Linked DNA regions of Homo sapiens: all the other regions are linked to region 3. A link is a contact called in ENCODE Hi-C data. All regions are on one chromosome and are shown on one strand. The core of a region is the stretch at or near the end of the contact, and the rest is flanking DNA. Distances in the headings are between cores, read along the strand shown.

Region 1 (4,699 bases), core at 623-3,122, 330 kb before region 3:
ATGTCTGTGTGTGTGTGTGTCTGTGTGTCTGTATCTGTGTGTGTCTGTTCTTGTCTGCACTTTTGTTCCCAGGAGATGTGAGGTGAAGACCTCACCAAAGTAGGAGTGGCGTGTGGGCTGGGCTTTGGCCCTTCGTGCTGGAAGTGATGGAGAGGCATGGCCTGGCTTGGCACAGCTCTGCCTTGCCTGTGCTGCCAGCCTCTTGTGAGAGATGCCATGTGGAAGGGATTTGGGACAATGCACAGTGCACTCTTCTGAGTGTTTTGTCTGGGCTAAAACTCTGCAGAGTATAGCTGTGGCTCTGAAACAAATAGAGGCTGGCCTTGTCAATTGTTTTGGGGTGAAGTTAATCCGGGGTAAGAGTCAGAGGCAGTCTAGAAGGCAGGGCATAAACTAGCCAGATGAAGGCCTTGGCTGGGAGTTGGGTTTATACCCCTAGGCCTAAGGAGTAGCCACTGCTAACAAGAGTTGTAGTTTTTCCTCTGGGTTGCAATTCTCTTCTCTTGCCTCCAAGCCTCCACTCAGGTAACCTGGCAGTGGGGAAATTGAGAGGTGCAGTGTCCACTCACTAATGATGAAGGTGAGATGTGGATGCATGGAGCACATTTTAGAAAAGCCCTGGCCTTTTATAAGGACCTGGGCCTTCCAGTATTTTCCTTGCCATCTCACCACCTGCTAACACATGCTGTGCACATAGGAGGTGCCAGGAAAATGTGTGTTATTCGAATGGAACTGAGAAACCGTTCTAGTCTAAACCCTGAGGCCCCCTGGCTTGCCCCCTCCTACCATGCCCATCTAGTTTTCAATGCCAAGCTCTCACGTCAGGGTTTTTCATCTCCATCTTCCTGTTGTTCACTTTAGGGGAAGGGTCCTGCTTGGACTATTGCAGTAGCCTCCAAGTAGCTTGAACTTTGCTCAGACTCTCCCCTCCCCAATCTGCTAAGCAGATTGTTGACAAGATTCTCTGCAGTTTGCTGCTTTGATGATGTCCCTCTCCAGCTCCAAATTGTTACTGGCTCTCCATTGACTACAGGTAAAATGCAGACTTCTCAGCCTGATCTTCCACAATCTGACGTCAGCCTACCTCCTCATCCTGCCTGGGCCTGGAGGCATGCCAGCCAATTCAGACCACTTGCCATTTTTCTTTTTCTCCTCTGCATCTGGAATTGCTGTCAGTGAAACCTTCTCTTTCCCTCAAGGAGCACCTTGAATGCTGGCCCCACATCACCTTCCTGACCCTGTCAGCTCAAAGAGGTTTCTCTGCATCTGAACTCCATGTGTTCCAGTCTCTGGGTCCTTACCATGCACTGCTGGGGCATGCTGTGTGCTGGCCGCCGTCCCTCCTCATGCTCAGAAGCAGAGCCTATGACTTAGTCACTTTGGTCTCCCCAGCGCCCAGAGCAGATATTTGCACAGAAGAGGAGCTCAATAAATGTTTGTTTAATGAATGAATATATAATTCTAACCCAGTGCCCTGCTTTCTTACAGTGACATTCAAGTCATCCTAGGCCAAAAAAAAAAAAAAATGCCTATTTACCTTCCAAAATTACCTCTCATATTGGTCAAAATTAAAATAAACACTTGGCGGATTAAGACCTGGCCTGTCATATTGTATCTGACACCATTAAGAACCAAGGTTGGGGTGCCTCACGGTTGACTTCCACTGATCTAAGATGTCAACAACAATGTCACCTGCCTGATAGGGTGACATCTGAGCTCCAAGGCATGCACTCCTGTCCTTTGGGCGCTCACCCCCGGCTTCATGCACCCTGTGCCCTGGGTCAGTGCCTGCCTCTCTGATTCAAGCCTTCTTCTGGGCGACTGGGCCTTTGATCTTGGGTTATGTTCCTGTTTTGCTTTCACTTTCCAGCTCTTATCTGCTAGAGTGCTTTGAGTGTAAGCAACAGGAAGTCCTGTGGCTAATGTAGGCGTTAAGGAGTTTATTGGAAGCATGTAGCAGAGCCCATGGAACTGAATGGAGGGCAGAGAACCAACTCAGAGCAATTAGAATTGGGATCACAAACAGGGTGGGGTGTGGGGCTCAGAAACAGGAGCTATTGATAAAAGAACTGTTTTTTCGTTTTTTTGTTTTTTTTGAGACAGTCTCGCTCTGTCACTCAGGCTGAAATGCAGTGGCGTGATCTCAGCTCACTGCAACCTCCATCTCCCGGGTTCAAGCAATTCTCATGCCTCAGCCTCCTGAGTAGCTGGGATTACAGGTGTACGCCACCATGCCTGGCTAATTTTTGTATTTTTAGTAGAGATGGGGAGCTTTGCCATGTTGGCCAGGCTGGTCTCAATCTCTTGGCCTCAAGTGATCCGCTTGCCTCGGCCTCCCAAAGTGCTCAGGAGGCTGAGGTAGGAGAATGGCATGAACCCAGGAAGCGGAGCTTGCAGTGAGCTGAGATTGCTCCGCTGCACTCCAGCCTGGGCGACAGAGCAAGACTCCATCTCAAACAAACAAACAAACAAACAAACAAAAACACTGCTGGGATTACAGGTGTGAGGCACCACGCCTGGCCTGAAAGGACAGGTTCTTAAGGGGTTGCCATTGCTGCTCCTACTGCCAGGGCTAATGAGTGTCGACCATTTTGTCTTTTTGCCACTCTGCTGCAGATTCAAACTCCAGGGAGAATCCAAGTGGGCCTAGCATGTGCTTCTGTTTCACCATCTGCTGCTCTATCCCTGTTATTCTTTCCTGGTTTTTGCCCATCCCTCACAGTCCCATCCATCACCCGATACCCACCCAGACATGCATAGAGCACCCCACAAGGGGTTTCCAGGGTTGCCTCCATGAGGGTGCTGGATTTCTGCCTAGCCCAGGTAACACATCCTTCTGAGCAGTGATACAAGCAGCAGTAGGACAATTAGCTACCAAGGGAATTGTCCTCTGCTTATCCATCATTGTAGAAAGTAATGAGTGACTTTAAATCACAAACCTTATGTTTTCTTTCCCATGGCATGAAATGCGTAGGTCAATTCTCAAAGCTTAGTGACTAGTTCTTGTACTAGAAATGCAAACTTGAGGACAATTTACTCATAAACTAATTACTTGTCCTTCCCGGGCATTAGCAATGGGATCTGCAGGCACAATAGACATATTCACATTGTTGATCCCCGTTGTTCCAAGACCCACATAAGCTTCCTGGGAAACGGATCTGAGCAGAAGTCAAAAACACAGTATTCCTTATTTCTACCCGTTGGACTTGTGGGTTCACTTAATGCTAGCTTTCTCCCTAATGAAAGGCAAGGGAAATATCAGCTAGAAATTTCATAATCAGAGTGTTTGCCTCGTTTGCTATTTTTAAACACCACAGACTTTGGAACTAAGGATGTGCATTAGTCTGGCAAATGCTGCTGGTAGATGTGGACTGAAGCTCCTGTCTGCAAAGGTACAATTGAGAGGACAAAGAGCGGGCATAAATAATGGATTAAGAGTGGCTCTGATGAGAGCCTATTCGTCCTGCAGCCTCAAAATGAAAGCACGCAGCCGATGACTCATTGGATAATAGTAAATATGATGGGCTCATAAAACCACTGGTTCCCCCGGGGGCTGTTCGGCAGGCTTTGTCTGGTCTTGAGCTTGTTATGTGCGGAAGCTACCAATTTAAGCTGCCCTTCCCCCAGCAAAGACGTGGCTCCTGGGCAGAGAGTTATTTGGGTGATTTGCAAAGTGTGGGTGGCACAGGGAGAGGCGGATTTTCCCCCAAGGGATGTTCCTCTGCACTCCTGCATGTGCCCTGGCCTGATGCCAGTTCCAGGCAGGTCCCCATCTGGGGAGATCTGGATGCTATATGGACTTCATTAAGGGGAAGGCAGAGACCTCGGCCCCAGGGAGCCAGAAATGGAAAGGAGACATGGCCTTAACATAAAGTAAGGGTTCTGACTCCAACCTGGGAGACGAATACAGAACATAAACATGTCTTTCCTCCACCACGCTAAGCAGTTCAAGCCAGAGTAGGACTGATAATAACAGAAAGACCTACATTCTGTAGGGATATTGTTGCAGTGAAAGTGTTTGTCTTCAAATAGGGGGAGGCCATGTGGGCAGAGGCATTGAACTGGTTCTCTGAGGTCTCTCGACACCTCACTAGGACCCACGAGGAGAAGGCAGAAGCAGAATGAGTTGGGAACATTTTCTCAACGTTGATTTTATCTGAAAATGTCACAGTTTCCTATCACTGGAGGTGTGCGGGAATATACTCGTTCATTCACTGTGTAAGTTTCCAGCCAACTAACATCCCTTGATGCCCCAGGCATAGATTCGACATCAACCTGTGATAAGAAATAGAGGCACTGGGTGCTGACTTCTCTTTGCAATTGGCTGGATGCCCTAAGAGGTAGGTTCTTAACTCAAATATCTCAAGTGCAGGAATAACTGATAAAGAGGGAATTAGCCTCAGCTCTGCCCACAGACTGCACAGGCAAAGGGATGGTGGTGTGAAGATTAGAATGCATTGAGTTTATGAGGTATTGCAGGTATTGGGCTCGACACTTATTATAAGAATTCTGGACCAGGAGTTAGGGATTCAGTGACTGTGTTACCTTGGGTAAGTCACTTACCCTCTCTGGTCTTCAGTTTCCTTAGCAGTCAAAGTGTTACTGGTGGAGAGTGTCCAGGTTCTTGGTGTCTTGAACAAAGAATTGGACAAAACACATGAACAAAGCAAGGAAAGAATGAAGTAACAAAAGCAGAGAT
Region 2 (4,185 bases), core at 816-3,315, 440 kb after region 3:
GTGCAGTGACCCAAAGCCCTGGGCTCTGAGAACCAAAGCAGACAGGACTTTGTTTTTGTTTCTGAACACTGCCTGTGTGGTGAGTCACCCAATTTTTGAAAACCACATGCTTCTTTCCACAATCAGGCTGCCCAGAGGGGCCCCCAAGCCTCAAAGAGCATCAGGAAAACACTGCTCACACGCACAATTACTGCCAGTTTCTTATCGTTGCTGCTTTGATGTGCTGTTTGTGAGTCAGAGCTGCTGTTGCCTCAATGCTGTTCCTGTTTCAGCAGCATTCTGACATTTTTTTTTTTTTTTAAAGAAAAAAGTCGGAAGTGGCAGACTCTGTCTTTGGGCTAGGACTACAGACTGTTATTTGATTTGATTACTGCTTCATTTGATTATGGATGGACTCGGGATTGAGGGGGATAAGGATATCAAAGAGAAAATGGTGGCCATATCCCACCTACGCTAAAGTAAAGAGTACCACTCCAGCCCTTTGGAAGAGAACATCCCCAACTCTTCCCCAGCAGATCCACTATATGGAACCCACTGTGGTCAGACTGGGGTCTGGCTATTTCCTGCCACACCCTGAACTTTCTCACTTCCTTTCTTACCTATACATTTCCAGTTGCCAAGAATGTCACCCCTCTCCCCATCTCCACCTCTCAAAAATACCATGCAGCCTTCCAAGGCTAAACTCAGTTACAGCTTTCTCCACTGAGCCTCTTCTGTTCACTGCAGTCAACAGTCTCCTGACCTGCCTGCTCTTTGAGATCTTGTAACATTCACTTCCCATGTGCTAATTTACTCATGTTACTATCTGACGATAATGTGCATTTTGCAATGTTCTGTTGCAATTTAAAGGAAGAAAGTTATGATGTCTTGAGGATAATGGCACTCTTGGGGCCAAAAGAAAGAAGCTGGAGTCCAACTAAGCTACTTTCTTCCTATCTGATCTCTGAGAAGTTATTACCCTCAGTTTGTTCATCAGTAAAATCAGGGTTTTTCTAGACTTGAATATCAGATAAGATAATCGTCCTAAACATGCTTTGTAAACTGTACAATTGTGGTGTATATGAAGAATAATTAACATCATCTTCATCCTTTCCATCATTACTGTCAGCATCATCAGCATCATCACTGCACTTCTATTTCACTTCCCATGTGTTAACATACCTGGATAACACATATTTGTTATCTCCTAAGCTGGACTGTGGGTCTCTCATGGTTAGGGACCTAGCGGCATACCTCTGAACCTCCTTATCTTACACATAGCACAGGGCTGGGTACACCGTTGATATCCAGTGACTGTTTCTCAATTGATTGATAAACTCAGATGAAAATAACTCAATAGGAGAAAGCTATATATGACAAGGAATCTTTCAGAGGTCCTGTTTTATTTCTTCCTTTGTTGTAAAAATAACAAATGGAAAGAAGTACATTATTAAAGTCAGCAACATCTCTCCCCGCACCTGACAAGAATGGTCTTGCACATTTTTTTTGCCATATCCCTTGACAGCACCAGGACACTTCTCATTCCATAGTCTCATCCAACCTTCAAGAGAATCCTTGAAAAGGAAACAGGGAACCGCAGGTGCATAACGTCCCATTCTACAGTCAAGTGAAGTGAGGCCCAGCAACATGATCTCACTTACTCCAAGATGGAGCATTGAGTCATTGGTAAAACCCCGCCCATGAAGGAGGTCTCCTAACTCTTGGCCCTTGGATGTTTTGAGGTGGACACTGATTCCACTGAAAGAGAATTTTCTACCACTAATCAAGGAGACAGAGGTTTTATAAATGATACCTTATTTATTCTTCATGGTGTCCTTGAAAATGACCTATCATCATCTCCTTTGTATCCATGAGGAAACTGACACTCTGAGAGGTGAAGTGACCTGCCCAAGGTCACGGAGAAGAGGTGGGGCCAGGCTCTCATTTCCCAGTACCCACTGAGCACACTCTAGGCATGTGGGCTGAGCCTACTGCCGGGCTGTGAATCTCTCCCCCCTGTTCTCTGGTTCCTTGATTCACAGGAAGTTCAGGTCAACCACATCCTGCCACGTCTTTGCAGACAAGATAACGATCCCCACCACCACCATTCTCTGTCCCACCACAGCCCAGCAAGGGCAGACAGGCTTCCTTTACTCTTTTGATAACCACTGTATGTCACAGCTAAAAGGGGCCTAACTCTGAGTTTCCCTCCTTTAAAATCATCTGGTCCACATGCTAATGGTCCAGAATCCCCAGGTCATCTCTATAGCTTGAAATAATCATTCTAAAGTAGGGGTCCAGGAATCTGTATTTTTAACAAGCATCCTGAGTGATTCAATGAGTGTTCAAGTTTGGGAAACCACTAGTTAAACCCTGCTGGGATGACTTTTCCCTGTCATCCCAGTAGTGTAGGCTGGGTTGTATCTTTGTCATACTTACTGTGTCTGTTATAAGGGGCCACTGAATGCTACTGAATTTGTACTTTGCCATTAAGGAAGAAGGCCTGGAAAGTTAATTAAGCCAGCTTGAGATCTAACCCGTCCAGCTCTGCATAAGCAAGAGGAATGATGCATTTGGAGGCCCTCCTGAAGAACTCCCAGCATGCCAGCCTAAGTCCACATGTTCATCATCTGAAGCCACCTTCTTGGAGTGATCTGGAACTGACCCTCAATCCACAAACATTAACCTTTAGCCCAGCAGTAGGCAAACTACTTCCTACAAGCCAAAGCCTGCTGCTTGTTTTTTGTGAAGTTTTATTGGCACAGAGCCACACCCATTTGTTTATATATTGTTTATGGCTGCTTTTGCACTACTATGGCAGAATAAAGCCTAAAATATTTACTATCTGGCGCTTTACAGAAAAAGTTTGCCAACCCCTGCATTATCCCATCTATCAACCAGCAAAGCTTCATTCCTGTGGCTGTATCAGATGGCCTCTGGCTTTCCCAGTCATGTACCCACAGTATCACAGCAGCAGAGTGCTTGAGCACCTCGTAGGGACTTTAAAAACATGTTGAATGAAGAACCATCACAATGAGCTATTTCAATTTCCATTATGCAAATGAAAAAAATCACAGCTTTTAGAAACATTAATTATGTAAGCCAAGGTCTAAGAGTTAGAAAGTGCTAGAATTAGACCGGGAACAGTGGCTCATGTCTGTAATCTCAGCACTTTGGGAGGCCAAGGCAGGCAGATCACCTGAGGTCAGGAGTTCGAGACCAGCCTGACCAACATGGTGAAACCCCATCTCTACTGAAAATACAAAAATTAGCTAGGCATGTTGGCAGCTGCCTATAATCCCAGCTACTTGGGAGGCTGAGGCAGGAGAATCACTTGAACCCAGGAGGCGGAGGTTGCAGTGAGCCGAGATCACGCCATCGCACTCCAACCTGGGCAACAAGAGCAAAACTCCGTCTCAAAAAAAAAAAAAAAAAGTGCTAGAATTAGAATTTTTATTGATCCCAGGTACAATATTTTGTCCTATCAACTTGAGGCAGTGATCAGGCAGAATCTTGCCGGAAATGTGCAGAAATGGGGCCTAGGGTAGGTCTTTTGGATGAAGGACCTGGATCTTGGGGCTAGGAGAGATGGGAAGGCCCTAGGAAAGAATGAAGAATTATCTGAAAGGATAAGCAGGCCTTGTCCTGCTGGGAAAATAGGTACCTTGAGAATATATTAAGCTAATTCATATTACAGTGTTAGCTTCTTTCTGGACCTGCTGTGACAAAGTTAATGGAGCTTTTTCACCTGGGGGTAAAGGAGGGTACATCAAGGAGCACAGAGAAGGGAGAGCAGAGTGAGTCAGGCACGCTTACCAGAATACGACTCAAACCGAACCAGGTCTCAGTGGTGTTGAGTCACTGGGGCATCAGTCAGGAGCCTGGGCAGCCACCTGGCAGTGGGACTGCGGTGGAGGTGCCCACCCCAGGGGATGCCTGGGCCCAGTGAACATGAAGCCCTTCCCAGCTCTGAGGTTCTCAGAACCCTTTGTGGCTTGAGTTAGCCCTGACACTCTCCCATCCACTTTACGGAGAAGCATTAAAGCCACCGAACACCCCCTCTTGAATCTGATGAGATTCAGCTTTGTCAGACCCACTTTCCCAAGACAGTCATAGAAAATGGGGGATTCTCTGGGTTGGCTGTTTGGAATTCTTCCCCAGATAAATCACGCCCACGAGGTAGCACCAACAATATGTAGTCTCTGT
Region 3 (4,754 bases), core at 2,200-4,699:
TGGCTCCTTCCTCCCGGTTTTGAAGCACTCCCTGCCAGTGTTCTGGATGGGAGACTGGGGACCAGAGCTCCTCTCCTCTGCCCCATTCCCAGAGTGCCAGAAAACTTCATTCTCACATGGTTGTCACTGCTCCTGATCCACGAAGTGACCTGGGGCTTTACCGGGTATCACAGCCTGGTCTGGGCCATGGAGAAGGGGACAATCAGGGTACCCTTTCATTTCTCCCACACAAGGCCTCTGAGCCCCAAAGACAGTCCCAGAAACAACTGGGCTAAGTGGGGTGAGACCTCCCAACAGGAACTGCCCAGGGGATCCCATGGGAGCAAACTAGACCGGTGCTACTAAAAGTGTGGTCCACAGACCAATCAGCTGCATCGGCATCACCTGGGAACTAGTTTGAAATGCAAACTCACAGGCCCTACACCCAACCAACTGAATCATAATCCCTGGGGGAATATGGGGGAGACTCTGTTTCAATGGACCCCTTGGGGTTTTGGATGCACGCCTGGGTTTGAGAATGACAGTCTGGATCCAGCCCACCCCTGAATATCCTCCCCAGATGTGGAAGTCTTGAGGCTATGGATCCCAAAAGTGTGATGGCTTGGCCTAAAACAGAGGATGTCGGGAAAATAGAAAGCTCTGGTACCCTCCCTCTCAGCTGCACAGCCTCACCTCCCACACTCCTCACCGCAGTTTCCAGCTCCATGCACACAAGACCCCTCCCTGTTCCGCCATGCTCTGAGCCTAACCTGTTCCCACTGCCAGAAATGCCTGCCCCACCCCACCTCCTCCCCACCCTGATGGTTCAGCCCCAACTCATGTCTCATTTGCATCTAACCAGAGCTGCTCCTGGCCTTTTCCAACCAGAATTCCTTTCTCCCTCCTGAGAGCTTCAGTAGCACTTTAAAAATAATACTCCTCGAGCAAAACTCTATTGCCTGTGTTCTCTGAGCAGTGCATGGGTCTTCTCTGTACTCTTGAGTTCCTAGAGGCTCCACCACTTCTAACAATGCCTGGCCACAGTAGGTACGCAATGCGTGCATGTGTGTGTGTGTGTGTGCGTGTGTGTATTGAACTCCAATTGCACTGACCGCAGGGTCCCCAAGGATCAGGGTCTGTGGCAAACTATGTGTTTGTTCCAGACCCACAGCAGATGTCATCATTTCACAACCAGCAAGGGCGCCAGGCTCCCTTCACCTTTCCTCCCCGGGGCCCTTACAGGTTGACCTCAGGGTTATCTCTCAGGTCACGTCAGGGAGCCCTGGCTCACCTTTCCTCCGCTGGTTTCCCCTAACACACACCCATGCCAGCCTCTGGCCAACCCCACCCTGTTGAGACACGTCAGGCTGGGCCCAGTGCCTGAGGCACACCTGGGGGCAGCTGTGCTCAGTCCAGGAAGACGCCTGTGGTGTGACCTCCTGCATCACTCCTGACCCAGATCCGTAGAGCTTGTCCAGGGTGCTCACACAGCTCTCCTCTGGGCCCCACACAAAGTCTGCCCCTTCCAGGAAGCCTTCCTTGGTGCTCTGACCTAGGAAGCAGGAGATGTGGGTTCTCTCACACGCCCCTTTCCCACATCCCAGCAGGCTCATGCCCAGATCCTCCGTGCCTCAGGACTACAGAAGCTTCCTTAGTCACAAGCAGGGAGACTCACCTGCCTGAAGGCAGCAAGTTGGCCCCATGGGCTGCTAGCTCCACATCCAGAAACAAACTTTATGAAGTCGGATCTTATTCCGACTCCCACCTACCCCCACTGACCCCCACTTCTCTGAGTCCTGCTCACTGGCGGGAGTGGGGTGCTCACCTCATTTGCTCCCTGCTGCCTCAGGGAGCTTGCACGTGCTCTTCCCTCTGCCAGCAATCCCCTTTCCCTAAGCATTTCAAACACAGTACTGGGAACTAGTGGCGAGTGCAGCAGATGCAGGGACTTGGCTGGGAGTGGGATGGAGAAGGAGGACAATTGTGCGATGAAATGGCAGGACATGGGAAAATACAAAATAATAAACATCAAAAGTGCTGTCACTAATCTGCTGGGTGACTTTGAGTGAGTCCTTTTCCCATCCTGGGCCTGAGAGATAAAAGGCTTGAATTCCGTATTGCCACAGCATCATGCTCCAATCATGAGAAATAACTCAGTGATGCGTGTGTGGAGGGGGAGGGCCCGTGCATATGTGATAGAGAGAGAGAGGTGGGGGGGATTCCTCCAAGCACACATGGGCCCATTTAACCAGATTCTGCTTCACCTTCTTTTCTTTAATCCCCAGAGATGTGGCTTGCTCAGTGAACTGCCACTAAGTGCTCCCTAGGCACCCACTGGTGTCAGGTCCTCTGCTGGGGCCTACAGACGGGTCCCTTCCTTGAAGGGCTCATGCCTGACGATCATTAGCAAAGCCTTCCTGTGTCTAAAGGATCGCTTACTCCCTGTTTGCTCAGAGCTCAGGAGGCACAGCCTCACTAGAAGGTTTGGAAAGCACCCTGCGGTGGAAGGTACGTCACTGGCATGCAAATTGGGAGGCTTAGATGGCAGATAAAAGATTGGTTTGTGTCACAGGCAACGCCAGCCAGAGTGGTGTCTTGTTACGGTGTCTCTGGGCTGGACTCGGTGCCCCTGGAATGTGAACGAGATGCGCGGGGAGGTTTCCTGTTGATTCTTGTCCTGGCAGAGTGGTCCACTGGCTTAGCTGCTTCTCAAGTTGCACAACACCTGGGCCTCCCAGCGGGTGCTGCTGGTGCTGGAGGGGAGAGAAGCCTCCGCCTGCAGGGCCAGTGCCCTCCTCTGCCCACTGCCCGAGGTGAAAGGTGGATTCCAGGCCAGGCCCGGGTCGGGAGGTGACCCCAGCTCCTCCCCAGGAACTCTCCCTGGGAGGGGCCTGGTTGCTCTGAAGGGCACACGGCAGGGATGACACTGGCTAAGGGGGGAACAGTGGCAGGCCAGGGGAGGAGGGGGCCGGGCTGCTGTCCCTTCCTCAGGGGAAGGCTTGGAGCAGAGCCATTAGCCTGCCTGAATCCTATTATATGCAGGGCAACCTGTGAAGACCTTTCCCGTATTCCCTGTTGGCCTCACCATGTAACTGAGAGGAAAGGTGAGGACATGGGAGATGAAGTGACTTGCCCTGGGATTGTTTTTTTCCAAAGTTCAGGGATCTGACCTCTAATCCAATGTCCTGTCTGAAGGGCTGTTTGCCTGGTTGGAGCTCCCCAGAAGCCGGCAAGAGGCAAATATGCATCAGTTCAGCAGGGCGAGGGGCAGCCCGGGCTACCATGGCCCATTTAGAGGGCTCAGCTAACTTCAGGGTGTCCTGAGGCCACCAGCCTGGCTGGGAATACTCTCCTGCCTTCCTTCCAGCCTTCAGTGGGAGCTGCGTCCAGCTGGGCAGTGACTCAGCAGCCCTCATTCCCACGTGTGTGGGAGAGCAGGCCTCTCTCCCGGCTGTCGGCTTGGCTCCGTTGGCCTGTCTGGGGGTGCCCCAGCAGTCAGCCTGCCATCAGCAAGGCCCTGGGGCTCAGGCCAGGCTTCCCACAGCTCAATCACAGAGTTTGCTTTCTTTCCAGCCCTCCAGCCTTTCCCCCTGAGACTGGAGGGCCACTTCTAAGTTCCTCTGGCCACCTCAACCGTCCACTCAGCCAGGGAGCCAGGCTGTGGGTGACTTCCTCAGCACTGTCCCAGAAACCCTGTGCTGTCCTCAGAAGCAGCCCACCTCCCAGAGCAAATAGCTTGTTTGCCAGGCTCACGGGCCTCCCCGCCTGCTCAGAGTGCGTCCTGTGGTGCATGAAGAGAAGGAACTAGGCAAAACCCAGGCAAGAAAACGAGGGAGGGAAGTGGATCTTGGCTGGACCTTTAACAGGATGTATGGGAGGGTGAGCTACGGTGAGACTGTGCAGGTAGGGCACTAGCCCATCTGCTCACGACCAAGAAAAACATCACCCCACATGCCCTGGCTCCAACCCCAGGGATGGCGGGCTGGCGGCATTGGCATAGCTGTGGAAGCTTGAGCAAGGCTCGTAAATTCTCAGATCCCGTTTCACCATCTGTAAAATGGGCATGCTAATGCCTGTCAGCCAGGTTTGCTCTACACAACACATACAACCCTTTTTCTAAAGGGCTTGGTGGAAGGCCTGCTCCAACATGTTTCAGACATGGATATTGCTTTCCATCCTATGTGTGAGTCCAACAAGATTTGTGCAATCTTTTATTGGTCTCATTTCACGCTCATCATCCTGGGACCCTGTGGGAAAGGACCCATGAGGGACCTTGCAAATGCTGCCAGGCACTGCAAGTGCTGGCCACTGCTGCTGGTCCTCCCAGCAGCTCTCAGGGAAGCAGGGCAAGTGAGGAGCCTGGGTTGGAAACAAGAAATACTTTGCTGGCAGTCATTCCATAAGTTAAGACAACTACAGAAACTTTTATGGAGTACCAAGTATGTGTCAGTCACTGAGAGAGACACTTAGGGACACTGAGGTGCCTAAGACATGGTCCCTGCCAAAAACAGGCCTATGTGGCAGAGGAAGGAAGGAAAGAGGAGGGAACATGCAAACAACCTCCATCCCAGATAGGCGAAAAGTAGGCTGCGCATGAGGTATAGACACCTCGCCTGGGAAATCCCAATGCAGCGAGAAATCAGGGCTGCTCCAGGGGAACAGAAAAGGCTGCACGGAGAAGGAGCAGGAGTTTGCAGGGTGGAGAAGGGAGAGACAGGCCCCAGGGGCTCCAGTAGGGAGCACGTGCCTGGACTGACCAGGGGACGGGGTCTCTC

Evidence for each region. Hi-C counts contacts between places; a loop is a spot of excess contacts on that map. Pooled maps may share reads with other maps.
Region 1: a loop to region 3 is called in a pooled map, with 3 times the contacts of the local background. The contact joins two enhancer-like sites. A Hi-C loop is called at or near these places in 2 of 37 single-sample maps with no recorded cell type and 2 of 50 pooled maps.
Region 2: a loop to region 3 is called in a map of B cell, with 10 times the contacts of the local background. The contact joins two enhancer-like sites. A Hi-C loop is called at or near these places in 2 of 168 maps with a recorded cell type or tissue (B cell and OCI-LY7), 7 of 37 single-sample maps with no recorded cell type and 6 of 50 pooled maps.

Annotation. Positions count from the first base shown.
Region 1 is chr15:70,525,569-70,530,267 of GRCh38, reverse strand. It overlaps LOC107984781 (a long non-coding RNA gene), which reads left to right. Exons shown (of 2, transcript XR_007064698.1): 2 at 1,034-1,595. Among named protein-coding and RNA genes, the nearest start is that of LINC02205, 22 kb to the right of the region's middle. RefSeq lists an enhancer at 1,761-1,810. Within about 2 kb of position 1,872, at least 7 of the 41 ENCODE cell types and tissues checked have a DNase peak (open chromatin) inside an H3K27ac peak, as active enhancers do.
Region 2 is chr15:69,757,056-69,761,240 of GRCh38, reverse strand. The region is part of intron 2 of LOC107984788 (a long non-coding RNA gene); the gene reads right to left. Among named protein-coding and RNA genes, the nearest start is that of LINC00593, 76 kb to the left of the region's middle. RefSeq lists an enhancer at 239-308. Within about 2 kb of position 2,065, at least 5 of the 41 ENCODE cell types and tissues checked have a DNase peak (open chromatin) inside an H3K27ac peak, as active enhancers do.
Region 3 is chr15:70,194,591-70,199,344 of GRCh38, reverse strand. No RefSeq gene overlaps it. Among named protein-coding and RNA genes, the nearest start is that of TLE3, 99 kb to the right of the region's middle. RefSeq lists enhancers at 2,212-2,271, 2,342-2,621, 2,418-3,201. Within about 2 kb of position 3,449, at least 21 of the 41 ENCODE cell types and tissues checked have a DNase peak (open chromatin) inside an H3K27ac peak, as active enhancers do.